Linked DNA regions of Homo sapiens: region 1 is linked to region 2. The links are chromatin loops, found by intact Hi-C in ENCODE. Cell type or tissue: PC-9. All regions are shown on one strand. Links, peaks and the distances in the headings refer to the core of each region. The heading gives the core; the rest is flanking DNA.

The links. A loop is a pair of places that touch in the nucleus more often than their neighbours do. Peaks named below come from ENCODE experiments on the same cell type or tissue, not always from the same donor. Only the 100,000 strongest peaks of a DNase experiment are listed, where the experiment ranks them.
Region 1: it touches region 2 in a loop (3-fold over the local background); 2 of 110 quality-filtered maps call a loop at or near these places.

Annotation. Positions count from the first base shown.
Region 1 is chr2:234,689,316-234,701,878 of GRCh38, forward strand. It overlaps LINC01173 (long intergenic non-protein coding RNA 1173), which reads left to right. Exons shown (of 3, transcript NR_132376.1): 2 at 6,334-6,433. Among named protein-coding and RNA genes, the nearest start is that of LINC01173, 13 kb to the left of the region's middle. RefSeq lists a silencer at 2,910-3,204 and an enhancer at 5,023-6,222. In PC-9, for the core only: no CTCF peak of the experiment used is centred there; a DNase peak (open chromatin) is centred at 5,436; H3K4me3 peaks cover 1,029 bases; H3K27ac peaks cover 2,500 bases.
Region 2 is chr2:235,047,847-235,053,144 of GRCh38, forward strand. SH3BP4 (SH3 domain binding protein 4) reads left to right here. Exons shown (of 6, transcript NM_014521.3): 5 at 4,716-4,904. Among named protein-coding and RNA genes, the nearest start is that of SH3BP4, 98 kb to the left of the region's middle. RefSeq lists an enhancer at 4,429-5,298. In PC-9, for the core only: a CTCF peak has its summit at 3,374; a DNase peak (open chromatin) is centred at 3,305; H3K27ac peaks cover 1,760 bases.

The sequences.
Region 1 (12,563 bases), core at 4,151-6,650, 360 kb before region 2:
GTGTCCGCTCTGTTTTCTGATTAATGTGGACTCAAACAAAGATCACCCAGGGGGTCAAAGTCTTTTCCTACCTTCTCTGGGACCTGCTATGCTGATCTCATGCAGCGGACTTGGGGGAATTCCCTGTGTTCCTCAATTAAACCCAAGCTCTGCTAAAATATACAAATAGTCATCCTAAACTCTAGGTCCAACATTGGCCTAGAAACTCTAGGTCCTAATTTTCCAAGCTGTTAGATGTTTTTATTTTCCGGATTTTTTTTTTTTTTTTTTTTTTGAGACGGAGTTTCACTCTTGTCGCCCAGGCTGGAGTGCAATGGCATGATTTCAGCTCCTGCTCACTACAGCCTCTGCCTCCTGTGTTCAAGCGATTCTCCTGCCTCAGCCTCCCAAGTATTACAGGTGGGATTACAGGTGGCCACCACCATCCCCAGCTAATTTTTGTATTTTTCGGAAGAGATGGGTTTCACCATATTGGCCAGGCTGGTCTCGAATTCCTGACCTCAGGTGATCCTCCCACCTCAGCCTCTTAAAGTGCTGGGAATACAGGCATGAGCCACCATGCCCGGCCTGTTTTTGGGATATTTTAATGGAAAGTGATGGAGTATGAATCCGGCCTGCTCAGGTAGCTCTAGGTCAGCCATGAAATCTACGTCCTGATAAGGAGCCTGGAGAGGCTTCCTCAAATCCCCAGGCCATGGCATTGCCAGCGCAACACTTGCATCTCCTGACTTAGCCCAGCACTGCCAAGCAGACCTCATGGGTGTCCTTCTGCCACCTTCGTGCTTCCTCCATCCTGGTCTCCCTGTCTGTTTACATCAGTGTTTCTCTTGGCCCAGGGCAGGGTCTCTTTATCTCACGGCCTCTGTGGTCCAGTTAGTTAGGAGAGAGTTTTGAGCAGGTGCAATTAGTGTGGAGTCTCTGGGGCCTGCACTCACACACGCGGGATCCTGACAAGCCCTGAGTCCTGGAACAGCCGCACCCTGCAGTAGCACCCACGGAGCAGCCTTTAGGCCCTGATGCTCCTTTCAAACAATCAGAAGCTTCTGTGGGCCAGAGCCGTCCATAGGGCCTTTGAGAGCCTGGGGAGGTAGAAGGGAGAGTGAGGCATCCATAGCAGTGTCTGCAGGGAAAGGGGGGTTTACCTGTCCCCTGGCACAGTTAGATGTGTAGCTCACGCTTTGACTATAGGATGCTCTTATGTGTCCACACTTCACAAAGCACAGGGCAGCTCTGTGTTGTTGCCCAGAAGAAAATGAACCCCCCCCCGCAACTTCCACTATATGAATTCTCTGCATCGCTGCCTCTAGGCAGCAGGACAGCCAGCAGTAAGCTGCAGACATCCCACCATGCTGCAGCTTGCTGTCTGCAGCAGGAAGCCCCACATACAGCCTGACAGTCAGGCCAAGCCATTTGGCCATTCACCAGTGCTGCAAGCTCAGGCAGGTTGCTTAACCTGTCTCAGTTCCTGCTTCTGAGAAGTAAAGCTAATGGGGTCTATGTCATGAGATTACTGGAAGATTAAGTAAAATAACAAGCATCAGGCAGCTGACACAGAAAGTGTGCCTGAGAGGTGGATGGATGGCTCCCTAGCCCCTCTCTTTGTCTTCTGGGCTGAGCCCCTCCCGATCCCCACAGGGCAAAGGCTGGCTGATTTTCAGTAGTTTAAGCTGGTGTGTAGCAGCTAAACTCCACATTTCTAGACCGTTTGAACAGGAAACCTGAGATGAGGGAGCGTTTGAATTGGCTCATGCAAAAAACAATATTTGCTGGAGGTTAGCTGCTGCATTATGAATTTTTAACCTCCCATAAATCAAACTGTAAAAATGGACAAAGGCTGAGTTTCCTGTGCCAGGACCAAAATAGACACCGCCTGCGTCTCTTAGACAATTCCGATTATGTTTCCACAACCAAATCATGCTGAGATGAATAGCTGGAATATTTATATTTAGGTCCTAACGTATAATGTAAAATAAATGAAAACAGTCTATCTTCTTGGCACTGAAATTGTGCCACCATATCCATTTACAAAGACGATAACTCAAAGACCAGGCTGTGCAAAGACCATCATGTGCCTGGGGCGGGATTTTGCTTCTCTGCTCCCATTGCTTTTCCCTACGACCGTCGTCACCAGATACCCAATACTAAATGATTAATAGAAAATCCCCAGCGGGATCAGTCCACAGCAAGGTTTAAAGTGAATCCTTTTGTGAATGCTTTATACTGACAAATACAAATGCTTTAAAAGATCCAGGAGATGGAACCTTGTAACTGCAGAGGATGGTATTTTAACTAAAGAAAGCTTTTATTAATTTGACAAACATATCTTTCCCTGGCAACTCCTATGAGCTACAAACTTAGACGAATATCATAACAACTAAGAGATTTTTATTCTTTCAATTTAGTGGTAAAGGGAGGTATTAAAGCACCTGATTTACTATGAGGCAGAAAGAAACATGAGCTCGAGTGTTACAAGCAAATGTTACAGACTTCTAGAAGGAAAGACCGCACCAAAAAAGTGAAGTTGGAGCTGAACTTTAAAGGATGATAAAGGTTTTAGTATGGAAAATAGAGCTCCAGAGGCCAAGAGAAATGTGGCTACACTGAGGTGAAACTGGCAATAGGGTGTGGAGTGAAAGTATACGATACAAAAAATAAACTGAAAGCAAGTATGGGCCAGGCACAGCGGCTCACGCCTGTAATCCCAGCATGTTGGGAGACCCACGTGGGAGGATCACTTGAGGCCAGAAGTTTGAGACCAGCCTGGCCCACATGGCAAAGCCCTGTCTCTACTAAAAACACAAAAATTAGCCAGGAATGGTGGCACACACCAGTAGTCCCAGGTACTTGGGAGGTTGAGGCAGGAGGTTCGCTTGAACCCAGGAGGCAGAGGTTGCAATCAGCCTAGATCATACCACTGCACTCCAGCCTGGGTGACAGAGCAAGACTCGGTCTCCAAAAAAAATAAAGCAAAGTATGAAGCAATTTGGAATAAGGAAGATAGAGCCTTATAGGAGACTGGAGGTTTTTAAAGGCTTCTAACAAAAGGGCTGATGTGATATCAGCAGTGTGAATGAATCGATTCATTCACTTAACAAATATTTACCTAGCTCCTCAGTGAGGGATGGAGTGGTAGGTAACAAAACCAATAGGCTCCTGCCCCCATGGACCCACAGTTTCATGGGGTGACAAGCATTAACAAATAAACCTGTAAGTAAATGTATTAGGTTGATGCAAAAGTAATTGTAGTTTCTCCATTACTTTTAATGCAATTACTTTTGTGTCAACCTAATATAATTACAGGCAGAAGAGAGAACTAGGTAAGAAGGGTGCTTAGGGTGATGTCCAAGGAAGCAGGGAGCCCTGACTAATACTGGGGGTTGGAGAGAGGAGAGAAGGCATTGCTGAGGACCTGGCATCCACACTGGGTCCTGGGGGGTCAATGGAGTTGGAAAGCAGGGCTATGCTGGGGCCAGGGCTGCAGCAGAGATTGGAAGCATTCCAAGTGCAGGACTAGGAACAAAGGCCTTTTGGCAAATGAAGAGGTAGGCATTTTCAAGAAAACAAAAGAGAAGAGAGTGGCATAAGATAACTCCAGGGGGATGGGACATCTGCAGGGCCTGGCAAGGCACATTCAGGATTTTATTTTTATTTATTTATTTATTTATTTATTTGAGACGGAGTCTCACTCTGTCACCCAGGGTGGAGTGCAGTGGTGAGATCTTGACTCACTGCAACCTCCACCTCCCAGGTTCAAGTGATTCTCCTGCCTCAGCCTCCCGAATAGCTGGGACTGCAGGCATGTGCCACCACACCCGGCTAATTTTTTGTATTTTTAGTACAGATGGGGTTTCACCGTGTTAACCAGGATGGTCTCGATCTCCTGAACTTGTGATCTGCCCACCTCGGCCTCCCAAAGTGCTAGGATTACAGACATAAGCCACCATGCCCGGCCCAATTTTTGTATTTTTAGTAGAGATGGGGTTTCACCATCTTGGCCAGGCTGGTCTTGAACTCCTGACCTTATGATCCACACACCTTGGCCTCATAAAAGCGCTGGGATTACAGGCATGAGCCATTGCACCCGGCCACATTCAGGATTTTAATCAGGAAGTGCAAGGGGAAGCCACTGTCTGGAGTGATAAGATCTGGTTGGTTGAATAACGTCCCTCTGGCTGCTGTATGGAAGGTGGATCTCAGAGGAGTGAGTCTGAAAGACATTGTGGTGATCCTGAGGACTATCATCTGATTTTTTTTTATCTTGTCCGAATTTCTATCTCAAGGGTCTGGGGAGTCATGTTCTACAAATCATAAATTCTCATCAGATGGGTTTAATTTAACCCTATATAGGATGACTTACTTTCCAACCTGACTCTGGCATAACATTATGAGACAAGGAAGAAAATCAAAATATTTTACCCCAAAACATGTTTCTTTGCCATATCTTGAAATGGCCCTGCAAAGCTGTCCTTTGTGGGGGAAAATTTGCATCTATAAAGAATCTCTATTAACCTAGCTAGTTCTTTTTCTTCAAGACCCTCCCAATCCTAAAGAGATTAACTAAAAGTCTAGCACCTTCTAAAGATCTGAATAGGAAACATTTGTCATCTGTTATCTCTAAAGGGCAGCCACCATAAGACTTCAAAAGAACCTTGGTCTTCACAATCTTTTATCTTAACCCGAACATTTCCTTTCTGTGATCCCAGGTCTTTAGATAAACTCAACCAATTGTCAACCAGAAAATGTTTAAATTCACCTATAGTCTGGAAGCCCCTGCTTTGAGTTGTTCTGCCTTTCTGGATCAAACCAACGTATTTCTTTAATGTATTTGATTGATGTCTCATGCCTCCCTAAAATGTATAAAACCAAGCTGTGCCCTGACCACCTTGGGCACATGTTCTCAGGACCTCCTGAGGGCTGTGTCAGAGACCATGGTCACTCATATTTGGCTCAGAATAAATCTCTTCAAATATTTTACAGAGTTTGACTCTTTTCATTGACAATGTGAAGGAGATATGCAGCAGTTTGCACAGAGCAGTCCTGGTGAACCAGGAGGCAAGAGGGCAATTTAAGACCTCCTTCAAAGTTACAGCAGACAGATCTTGCTGATGGGTTGGGGGTTGGGAGCAGTAGAGGAGGGAAAAGTCAAGGAGATTCCATGTTCTGACTTGAGCCACTGAGCAGAAGGTGGTAGTTTCCCAGAGATGGAAAAGCCTAAAGTAATGTTAATGCGTAGGCTGCAGGTGAGAGGTCAAGAAATCAGCTTGAGATTTGGAAACACTGAATGCCTATGAGACATCCAATGCAGAGGTCAAGTGGGCCATTCACAATATGAGTCAGAAGCTCAGAAAAATGAAAACAACCACAGATCATCTGGGAGGAGGGCAGAGTAGAGGCAACAGCTAGAAAGGGCAGTTTCCATCTTGGCTTCCTGTGCCTGGGATCTGCCCCAGCTGACCTTTCCAGGAAGTCTCTGGTGGTCACCTGCCGACCTTATCACAAAGCTCTCCAAAACACATCAACCTTAATTTCAGGTTCAGGTTCACCCAAGAAGAAAAACAGTAGGCTTTTGTCTTATATCCTTTTGCAATCACTTACCCTTCTCCAAATCTGGGCCCCAAGCAATTATGAGTTTACTTTCTCTTGCGATAGCTTAGCTTTGCCTGTTCTCCTCCTCGGTTCTTTGAATGTGCCTATAATAATCTCCAACAGGTTTCTTTGATATTATGACAAATTCTAGACACATCCTGCATTTTCCTTGACTGCAGAATCTGTATTAACTCTTCTCAAGAGCCCTGGTTCCTTTTTGTGGGAAATGATATGTAGAGACCACAATCTGGGTTCAAAGGGTGCTAATTAATAGTGATTCATTGTTACTAGGCCTTTTATAAAGCTAGGAAATTTCTGACTGGGCGTGTTGGCTCACGCCTGTAATCCCAGCACTTTGGGAGGCTGAGACAGGCAGATCACCTGAGGTCAGGAGTTTGAGACCAGACTTGCCAACGTGGTGAAACCCTGTCTCTACTAAAAATACAAAAAATTAGCTGGACGTGGTGGTGCATGCCTATAATCCCAGCTACTTGGGAGGCTGAGGCAGGATAATCACTTGAACCTGGGAGGCAGAGATTGCAGTGAGCTGAGATCACACTACTGCCCTTCAGCCTGGGCAACAGAGCGAGACTCTGTCTCAAAAGAAAAAAAAAGGGCTAGGGAATTTCTAAAAATTAAGATAAAACACTTCCTAATTCATACTGCTAGCTTCCGATCCAGATTCTGGATATAGGCTTTTTACTAAAATTGATTAATCTTACTTCTATTCTTTTTTCTCCCACACAGAAAATTCTGGTTCTCAATGACACCAGCATCATTACTGATTTGCTTTCTACTCACACACAAATAGCCTCCAAATAAGAATGCCAACACTATCACCAAAAAGGTAATTGCTGAAAACTGTTTAAGATCTTTAGCAGGTTTTTGGTGGGAAGGGCTTGGGGGTTTGGGAGGTTGGTTTGGCTTTTTTTTGTTTGTTTGTTTGGTTGTTGTTTTTTTTTTTGGTCCTGACATTATATCCCACTTGGAATGTATACTGTAATTACCATATTTGGAAACCACTTGAAATAGTTTCTCTTTGTGTGGTACGACATCAAATGCATACATCATGAAATTTGTTCTATTTTGCCTTCTATTTTTATGAATGGTTTTAATGGTGGTTTTGTTTTGCAACTATGTAAAAATATGTACATGTCCCAAGTCAAATTCCAAAAACAAGACATATTCAAAGAATTTTAGCTTCTCTACCTGCTATCCCTTTCCTCTAGTCAAATTCCAAAACGAGATATATTCAAAGAATTTAGCTTCTCTACCTGCTATCCCTTTCCTCTGAGATAGCGTTTTTTTAAGATTTATACCAGCACTGTTTTTACACATGCACATGTGCACACACACATACACATATTCCTTGTATTAGCTCATTTTCCTACTGCTATAAAGAAATACCAAAGACTGGGTCATTTATAAAGGAAAACAGGTTTAACAGACTCAGTTCCACCTGGCTGGGGAAGCCTCACAATCATGGCGGAAGGTGAAGAAGAAGCAAAGACACGTGTTACATGACGGCCGTCAAGAGAGAAGTGCAGCATGAAATGGGGGAAGGCCCCTTATAAAACCATGAGATCTTGTGAGAACTCACTCACTACCACAAGAACAGTTTGGAGGTAACAACTCCCATGATTCAATTACCTCCCACCAGGTCCCTTCCACAACAAGATGAGATTTGAGTGGAAACACAGCCAAACAATATCATTCTGCCCCTGGCCCCTCCCAGATCTTATGTTCTTACAATTCAAAACATAATCATGCCCTTCCAATAGTCCTCCAAAGTCTTAACTCACTCCAGCATTAACTCAAAAGTCCAAGTCGAAAGTCTCATCTGAGACAAAGCAAGTCCCTTCAACCTATGAACCTGTAAAATCAAAAGCAATTTAGTTACTTCCTAGATACAATGGGGGTACAGGCATTGGGTAAATACACCCATTCCAAATGGGAAAAATTGGCCAAAACAAAGAGTCTGCAAGCCCTATGCAAGTCCAAAATCCAATAGTGCAGTCATTAAACCTTACAGTTCCAAAATGATCTCCTTTGACTCCATGTCTCACATCCAGGGCACACTGATGCAAGAGGTAGGCTCCCATAGCCTTTGGCAGCTCTGCCCCTGTGCCTTTACAGGGTACAGCCCCTCTCCTGGCTGCTTTCACCGGCAAGCATTGAATGTCTGTGGCTTTTCCAGGCGCATGGTGCAATCTGTCAGTGGATCTACCATTCTGGGGTGTGGAGGACAGTGGCCCTCTTCTCACAGCTCCACTAGGCAGTACCCCAGTGGGAACTCTTTGTGGGGGCTCCAACCCCACATTTCCCTTCTGCACTGCCCCAGCAGAGGTTCTCCATGAGGGCCTTGCCTTTGCAGGAAACTTCTGCCTGGACAGCTAGGTGTTTCCAAACACCCTCTGAAATCTAAGTGGAGGTTCCCAAACCTCTGTTCTTGACCTCTGTGACCCTAAAGACTCAACACCACATAGAAGCTCCCAAGATTTGGGGCTTGTACCCTCTGAAGCCACAGCTGGAGTGGCTAGGATGCAGGACATCAAGTCCTGAGGCTTCACACAGCAGGGAGGCCCTGGACACAGCCCAGGAAACCATTTTTTCCTCCTAGGCCTCCAGGCCTGTGATGGAAGGGGCTGCTGCAAAGGTATCTGACATGCCCTGGAGACATTTTCCCCATTGTCTTGGTGATTAGCATTTGGCTCCTCACCACTTATGCAAACTTCTGCTGCCAGCTTGAATTTCTCCCCAGAAAATGAGTTTTTCTCTCCTAGTGCATCATCAGGCTGCAAATTTTTCAAACTCTTATGCTCTGCTTCCTCTTGAATGCTTTGCTGCTTAGAAATTTCTTCCACCAGATACCCTAAATTATCTCCCTTAGGTTCAAAGTTCCACAGATCTCTAGGGCAGGGCAAAATGCCATCAGTCTCCTTGCATAGCAACAGTGACCTTTGCTCTAGTTCCCAACAAGTTCCTCATCTCCATCTGAGATCACTTCAGCCTGGGTTTTATTGTCCATATCACTATCAGCATTTTGGTCAAAGCCATTCAACAAGTCTCTAGGAAATTCCAAACTTTCCCACATCTTCCTGTCTTCTTCTGAACCCTCCAAACTGTTGCAACCTCTGCTTGTTACCCAGTTCCAAAGTCGCTTCCACATTTTCAGAAATCTTAATAGCAGTACTTCACTCTACCAGTACCAATTTACTGCATCAGTCCATTTTCATACTGCTATGAAGAAATACCCAAGACTGGATAATTTATAATGTGTAAAGGAAAAGAGGTTTAATGGACTCACAGTTCCACATGGCTAGGGAGGCATCACAATCATGGCAGAAGGCAAAGGAGGAGTAAAGCCATGTCTTACCTGGAGGCAGGCAAGAGAGAAGTGCAGCATGAAGCAGAGGAAAAGCCCCTTATAAAACCATCAGATCCTGTAATAACTCACTATCACAAGAACGGTATGGTGGTAACTGCCCCCATGATTCAATTAACTCCTACTAGGTCCCTCCTATGACACATGGAGATTATGGGAACTACAGTTCATGATGAGATTTGGGTGGGGACACAGCCAAGCCATATCATTCCTATTACCTTTCTGAGATATATGGAAGCATATTGTATGTAAACATATTGTTCTCTTTGTTCTCATTGCCTAATATGACTGCACTGTGGCCTCTGATCCTCTTCCTTCCTTTTACACCCTAATGCTCCATTACATGGAAGCACCACTGTTATTCAACCAGTCATCCATCCATGAAAATTTGTCATTTGTAATCTTCCATTATTATAAATAGGGTTGCAATAAATAGTCTTGATCATTTGTCTTTTTGTATTTCTGCTAGCACCACTCATTTTTAGGGCACTTACTACATTCCAGGCCTTAATAATATACCGGCGGGAAGACATAAATCCCTGCTGCTATGATCGAAATATTTGTCTACCCCCACTCCTAAATGTATATGATAAAATGATGGTATTAGAAAGTGGGGCCTTTGGGAGGTGAGGAGGTCATAAAGGTGGATCCCTCATGACTGGAATTAGCATCTTTATAAAAGAGACCCTAGGGAGCCACCTCACCCTGTCTGCCATATGAGAACACAGCCAGAAGGCATCATCTGTAAACCAGGAAGCAGGTTCTCACCAGATACAGAATCTGCCAGAACCTCCATCCTCCAGAACCGTGAGGACTAATTTTCTGTTGTTTATAAACACCTAGAGTGTGGTATTTTGTCATAGCAGCCCAGATGGACTAAGACACCTGCCCTTAAGAAGTCCTCATTCTTTTGGGGTTGGGGGAAGAAGGACATTACAGAGAATCTGTTGGAATGTGGTAGGGGCTCTGAGGAAAAGTAAAGCTGGGTAAAGGGGATAGGAGCCATGGGATGGGGGTGGGCGTTCTAGCCTATTCAGATAAGTCCCCTCGGATAATAGGGCAGTTCAGCAGAAACCTGGAGGAAGTGAGGGAGTGAGCCACAAAGGCTCCAGGAAGAGGAACAGCAAATGCAAAGAGAAGCACACCTGAAATAGGAACAAATCATAGGCCAGTGAGACTGCAGCAAAGTGAGTGAGGGGAGGTGGTGGGAGAGCAGATCAGAGGCATGGCTGTGGCCTGGATCATGAGGCTCACGGAAGGGTATGGTGCATTCCAGAAGGCCCAGGCACAGGTAAGGCAGGCAACTGTCTGGGAGCCCCAGCCCCCATACCCAAGCACCCAAGCCCAGCACCACACTCCCGACCAGCTCCCCAAGACTTTGAAACTTCAAGCCCATTCCCATCATCTGTGGCACTGGCCCTGCCTGCTCAGGCCTGGGTAGCAGAGTGCACAATACATGGAATGTCTGGGCAGGCCACCATGGGACAGAGCACAGAGGACACCCATACAGCAGCTGAGAATGACCACAGGCCCTCTGGACCCAGTCGCCGGCTGCTCCCAAAGCTGTCTGCTCCTTCAGTGTCCAGCTATGCCATCTACCCCAGAAGATTCCCCCTTGGCTTGATGACCTGGTTGCAGCATTTACCTTGGTACACAATTTGTATTGTTTTAGGTGATTAAAAGTAATTCTCACCAACTCCACATGCCATAAGCCTGGGTAAGAAATGCCCCACCTGGTGCACTCCCAGGCCCCAAGCCCTATGCTAATTGACTATTCAAGGCATTCTCTGGCACCCACTCACTCACTATGCCTCAGTTCCCACCTGTAGGTTAGCAAATATGTCATGGGACACCAGGTAAGCGTGACTTTGTTGAGGAGTTAAGCTGAGGAGGAAAACTGAAGTCAGGATAGGCATACAGTGGGTTCTCTGACTTTTGAATCCTTTTGGCCCTGGTTTCCTCATTTAAAGGGATGAGGATAAAAGACTGGTTCCTGTATCATAGGATACATACATATCATAGGATAAATGTTAACTGTCACACATGTAGTGGAGTGATGTCTAATATACACTATGTGCAGAAAATGTGTTACACGATGACAGTGATTTTTATTATCATTACCATACATGGTGTCTTAGTTCTTTTGGACTGCTATAGAAAAATATCATAAACTGGGTAGCCGATAAACAACAGAAATATATTTTGGATAGCTCTGGAGGCTGGGAAGACCAAGATTAGGGCACCAGCAGGTTCCATGTCTGGCAAGGGCCCATTTTCTGGTTCTGAGACAGCACCTTCTCACTGTGTCCTCATGGGGTGGAAGTGCTGAGGGATCTCTTAGGGGCCTCTTTGAGAAGGGCACTAATCCCATTTGTGAGGGCTCCAGTCCCATGACATAATCACCTCCCAGAGGCCCCACCTCCTAATACCATCACCTGGGGGTTAGGTTTCAACGCTAGAAAAAGTCAAACTATACCAGCGACTAGAAGAATTTCATAAAATTCTGGAAAGTCTGTCACGTTCTGATAGTGCTGCTTCTCTCCTCCTGGGGGTCATGCGTAAAATGCCTCAGCCATTCCGAGAGCCAGTGAGGTGATCTGCGGAAGAGAGGAAGAGCAGAGCTGGGCACAGCATCCCCTCCACTTTGGAAGAGAACCCTGATGGACAAGGGAGTGGTGGTGATGCTCTCAAGAGGTGTTGTGAGGGAAAGGGTGAGACAGAGTGCAGACAGAGGGTGAGGCAGCGCCAAAGGACAGATTTGAGGGTTCCTTTTAAAGACTAGATGTGCCAGCCAGGTGCGGTGGCTCACGCCTGTAATCCCAGCACTTTGGGAGGCTGAGGCAGGTGGATCACCTGAGGTCAGGAGTTCGAGACCATCCTGGCCAACATGGTGAAACCCCCTGTCTACTAAAAATACAAAAATTAGCCAGGTGTGGTGGTGTGTGCCTGTAATCCTAGCTACTGGGGAGGCTGAGGCACGAGAATCGCTTGAACCCAGGAGGCAGAGGTTGCAGTGTGTTGCGATCGCACCACTGCACTCCAGCCTGGGTGACAGAGTAGGACTCTGTCTCAAAATAAAAAGAAACAAACAAACAAACAAAAAAACACAAAAAACAAAAAACAAACAAAACAAAGAAACCCAAACTAGATGTGTCTGTTAAAGCCACATTAACAAAAGCAAAACCTCTGCAGGGATTTCAAATAGAGAGAATGCAACGCGGGGCTCTTACTGCACAGCTGGCAGAGGAGGTGAGGAGCCAGCAGGGCAAGCTGAGTAACCCGGGGCTGGCATGTCTGACAGTCACAGCCACCTTGCTGGAGAGAGGCTGGGCAGTGGTGATGTTTGGGGCCGGAAAGCTGGGGCTGGAGATGGAGTGTGGTGGGCTGCCTTTGGGAGCTGCTGCCAGAGACCCAGCAGTGAGCAGAGAGGTGATGCGGACCAGCACCCCCTCCTCCCGCTCATCCCTAATCTTCCTCTGGGGCCTACCATTGGCCAAACCTGCCCAGGAGCCTGGGGTGAGTGGGCCTGAGGAATAGAAGAGCCAGAACTGTGGATGGACAGCTCTATGGGAGATTTGACAACTTTAGGGGT
Region 2 (5,298 bases), core at 2,177-4,676:
GGCGTGTCGGGCTCTGTAGAGAAGTTTCTATGAGAAAGGGAAGGAGTTGCTGTGGGATGCAAAGCAAGGGAGGGTGGTTGTTTTGGGAGTGGAGTGGGGGCCGGAATAAACCCAAAGAGACTTGAAAACTAACAGAAATAAGGAAGCTAGCAAGTGCATGGGGCGCATTGGGGCGGGAAAGACTGGTGTGGTGTGAAGGGACTCTCTGTGGATTGGGAGAAGACCCACTTTAACCTCCAGAAGAGGAGGAGTTGATGGACAGTGTGCATTGGATGGGGTCCTGAGGGATTCCTCCCAGGCAGCCCCAAAGCCAGAGCCTGTGGCTGTTAATGTGGGAGAGGGAAGGAGGATGGGCCCATTGTCCAGATGCCATGTGCAGAAGGCTTCCCCTCGAGTTTTGGGGCATGTTGGGAAGGAAGCAGGATGGAATAAACATGCAGCAAAAAAGCCTAAATTGTATTTCTTTGTACTTTATAAGAGTATTTTCCCCCGCCCCTTTTTTGAGAAAAGGTCTCGCTCTGTCTCCTAGGCGGGAGTGCAGTGGTGTGATCACAGCTCACTGCAGCCTCGAACTCCTGGGCTCAAGCAGTCCTCCCACCTCAGCCTCCCAAGTAGCTGGGACTACAAGCAGGTGCCACCACACCCAGCTAATTTTTTTTTTTTTTTGTCTGTAGTAGAGACAAGGTTTGATTGTGTTGCCCAGGCCGGTGTGGAACTCATTGAGCTCAAGCTATCCTCCCACCTCAGCCTACCAAAATGCTGGTATTATAGGGGTGAGCCACCATGGCTGGACAAGAATATCTCTTGAAGCAAGTTCCCAGACTCTGGCCGCCAGGCCCGCTATTCCTGTCAATGGCGTTTTGTTGGAACTCAGCCACACCCATTCCCATCTGCATCGTCTGTGGCTTTCAGGCTTCGTGTGTCCCACAAAGGCAAAAGTACTATCTGTCCCTTTATAAAGTTCAGTCACCCTGACTGAAATCATGGTGTACTCACTGTAACAAAATTCCAGTTGAAACCAGGGTAGTGCAGCAGTCCATCGAGTGTTTCCTGGTGTACCTGTGTGCCCATAAAAAGAGGAAGCTGCAAGGATCAAGTTCATAGAGCTAGAGCCTCCTGCTGTGAAATTTTTCTATTGCTAAGAATTGGTTGGCACCCAAAATTTGTCCTTTAAAAATATGCATCAGTTATGCCTTGTTGATGGTGTGGGTGGTTTGTAACAAACTAAACCAGGGCTGGGCTCAGTAAAAGTTGTGTAAGTGAGTGAGGGAGAGATGCCTTCATTCTTGGTGTTGGAAGTGCCGACCTCTCCTTTCATCTGGGATCCATGGAAATGGGACCTTGGCTGCCCCTGGATGGAGTCCAGGCGCTCTCCTTCCCAGGGGCCAGAGAACACCTGTGTTTCCCAGGACCTTGGGGACCTGTGCCCAGTTCCCCTGGGGAGAGAGCGGTTTTGATCACTCGCACCAGGAATGACTCGAGTCAGAAGCAGGTGACTTTGACCTGTTCTGTTACCTAGAAAATGAGGCCACTTTGGAGCCAGGCAGCTGTGCACACAGCCAGATTAGCTTGGTGTGTGCTGAGTAGCCACGAAAGAGCTGAGTTGGGGACATTGAGTGACTTCGTGTCAAACCCTGTGGTGGTCCAGCACACCTTCCCAGGACCACAGACGAGGCTGCCACCACAGCAAGAAAATTAGGATCTGACAGCCTACCAGCTAACTACACACCCTCCTGACACGTGAATACACACGTGTATGCTTTTATCTTCTGAAACAAATCTAGTCAACATTTAATTTTTTAAAACAATTTGTTTTGAATATATCCAAATTCAAATAGAAACAGACCTTCTTCTGAAATATATAAATAGTTGATATGAAGCATAATCCAGACCGGTATTACATTTGGTTCAATTCCCAATTCCATGTGGGGCTCATGGAATTGGGAAGGCCGCTGGCCGAGTGCTGAGAAGTTTGCATATTTGCCTCCACGCCTGTCACTTCCAGCTGTGGGACCCGGGACAAGCCTGGGGTCTGCAGGCTTCCTGTGCTTATCTGTAGAACAGATGCCTTGCGGCCCACACAGCAGGGAGGACCTGGGGTTGGGTGCCCAGAGGCAGCTCTGGCTCTGGCATTTCTCGGTGTGAAACCCACTTCCCCTCTCTCAGCTTCTTCTGTAAAGTGGGTTGAACTCAGCCTCTGCTTCATGGGGGGCTCTGGGGAGCGGAGGAGCTGAGTGTCTGGCTCACAGCAAGCCCTGGGTTTCTTTTTTTTTCTTTTCTTTTTTTTGAGACGGAGTCTCGCTCTGTCCCCTAGGCTGGAGTGCAGTGGCGCGATCTCAGCTCACTACAAGCTCCGCCTCCCGGGTTCACGCCATTCTCCTGCCTCAGCCTCCTGAGTAGCTGGGACTACAGGTGCCCGCCACCACACCCGGCTAATTTTTTTTGTACTTTTAGTAGAGACAGGGTTTCACTGTGTTAGCCAGGATGGTCTCGATCTCCTGACCTCGTGATCCACCTGCCTCAGCCTCCCAAAGTGCTGGGATTACAGGCGTGAGCCACCGCTCCTGGCCTAGCCCTGGGTTTCTAGTAGCTTCTACAAAAACAAACGGCCACCAGGTCCTCAAACCCCCTTCTGGCCAGCCTCGTTGGTAGCCAGCTGTCAGCCTCTCATATCTAGGGAGGCATCAGAATGATCTGTCGCTCCTGGTTCTTTTTAAATTCCATGGATTGAGATGCTGGGGGCCCACCTAGAAGGATCGTGAGTCACCTACTCTGGCTAATGCATGCCACAAGTCGCCAAAAAGGTCACCTTTTTGTATTGTTAGACTCCCCCCAGGTAAACATAAAGTGTACATTAGAATGCTCAGTCTAAAACAGCTGGGCTCGCTTTGAAGTAAGCAGCCCAGCCGACCGCATGAGCACTAGCAAGACGACCCTGCTATCGGCACAAAATAGTTGGCCAAAGAGCGCCGGTACCAGCGGTGTGGTTGGCGGGGGTGGGGGGTTGTTTGTTTTTTAGCACACTTTGGAGTCCTAAAATGACAACCTCAGGTGCTGAAACAGAGCGTAGAGAGAAAGAACGCCAGGACTGGTGACTTTCCTCTTCTCTTAGCAACTCGCCTGTCCAGGGGCTCACGGGAGCCTCAGAAACCGTCTCTGGGCTGCCTCAGGCCACTGTGCCCTGGAAGCCAAGCCTTTCCCATTGTTGGATGAGAGAAAGCTTTAAGGGTGGGGGTGAGCTGTGCCTTCTATGGCAGAGGAGACTCAGACAAGAATCAGACCCAGCATGCGGCTCTCCTGCCTTCCTGGTGACGTCATCCTGACTGGCTCAGAGCCACACGCTAACCATGTGTGGCCTCATTTATAATTAGGATGGCGCCAGAGTCGCTTGCATGACACCCAGTGGCAGTCATGTGACTTGGCACAGTGTACAGGACTAGCAGGCCTGCTGTCTTGTGCTAGCCAATTTGATTTGTTTCTTTAAACCAGAAGTGTGAGTTTGACCCCAGCCTGGGGTCCCCCAGATATATTAGCCATATGTTCAATGCCTGTCCCATCCAGCCCCCGTTTTTAGGAGGGAATTGAGTCCCAAGGCGGCCACGTGGTTGTTCCAGCCTCAGCTGGGACTTCACTGTCCCAGCAGGGCTGTCTGTCCTATTACCTCCCCTCTGACTTCCTCTGTGGTTAGTAATCCCTGTCCTAAAGACACAGTAGAAAGTTCTTGCAGCTTTGACGTGGGAGCAGTCCCACCAATTGTGGAAACCGTTTTCTCATGTTGCACAGTCCTGGGGGAGGTCTGTGCATCTCCTGGTCACCGTGGTTCTTGGTGGTACACCCTGTCTCTGACCAGGGCCTCTTCTGTTCTCTGTCTTCTTCTCCCTGGGTGGTCCCTGCCTGAGTCCCCCAGCCTTCTACCCGCGGTGCTCTCTAACTGGCCAATGTCAGCACCGCACACTCAGCAGGTCCAGCTCGCCCTCCATCCGTCTCGGCCTCAGGCTATGGTGTCTATTTGGTGAAATGCATTCGTTTCTCTCTGGTGTCCCCAGAGAGTGGGAGTGGTGACAACTCTAATCCATATTCACCCTGTCTGTTAGCTTCCTGGGGCTGCCAAGACAAATGACCACAAACCAAGGGACATCAAACAACAGACACCTGTCCTGTCACCATTCAGGAGGCCACAGGTCTCAGTCAGGGGTCCCAGGGTGGCCTCCGTCTGGAAGCAGTGGGGGAGAAGGGGTTGCAGGCCTGCCTCTCCTAAGCCCCACTGGCTCAACCCTCCTTCTTTTCCTTGGCTTGTTGCCGCATCTGTCCCGTCTCTGCCTCCGTCTTCACACGGCCTTCTTCTCTCTGCCTCTCTGTCTGCTTTCTCTTCTTATGAAGACGCCAGTCCTTGGTGACTTCCTCTAATCCAGAGGGACCTCATCTTAATTCTATCTGCAAAGACCCCATTTTCAAGTAAGGTCACGTTCTGAGGTTCTGGGTGGATGTGGGCTTTGGAGGGAGACACTGGTGAACCTGGCACGCTCTGCACATCATCTCTTTTCTCCCGTGAATCCTGGCAGTGATCGATTTCAGGGGACATTTGGTAGTAGGCCAGGGAACATGGAGAATAGAGAGCCCATGGCCATTCCTGCGCCGTCTGCTGGAATTCTGCGGGGAGCAGAGCCTGCCCCACTCCCTACACTGTCTCACGCTGTGTGCCTCTTCCTCTGCAGGCCCTACTGAAGATGGACTGCCAGGGCCTGGTGGTCAGACTCATCCAGGACTTTGTGCTCCTGACCACGGCTGTAGAGGTGGCCCAGCGCTGGCGGGAGCTGGCTGAGAAGCTGGCCAAGGTCTCCAAGCAGCAGATGGACGCCTACGAGTCTCCCCACCGGGACAGGAACGGGGTTGTGGACAGCGAGGTGAGCAGCGGCTGAGCTTCGAGCTCACCGAGCCCCTCTGTCCCTGGGTTCCGTGGACCCATGCAGTGCAGCCATAAAAAGTCTTGCCTCGCGGCATTTCTGTGAGGGTGCAACAGGTGGAAATGTGCACGCATGTGCCCAGCACTGGGTGTGCCTCACTGAGTGGGAGCCATCCTCCGGATTGGTTGTCGTGAGCCCTGGCTTTAGGATGTCAAGGCTGTTCCACACGACATGGGAAGGACAAACAGAACTGCCTGTCCCTTGTTCATTTTGATCTTAAATTACCATCCGTAGGGTTGAATAATGCAATAACACATACACAGAGGACTTTGTGAGCCGCTCTGGACTGGAGTGATACCTGGTATGTTACATAACTTGGGCCAAAGCCGGTGTG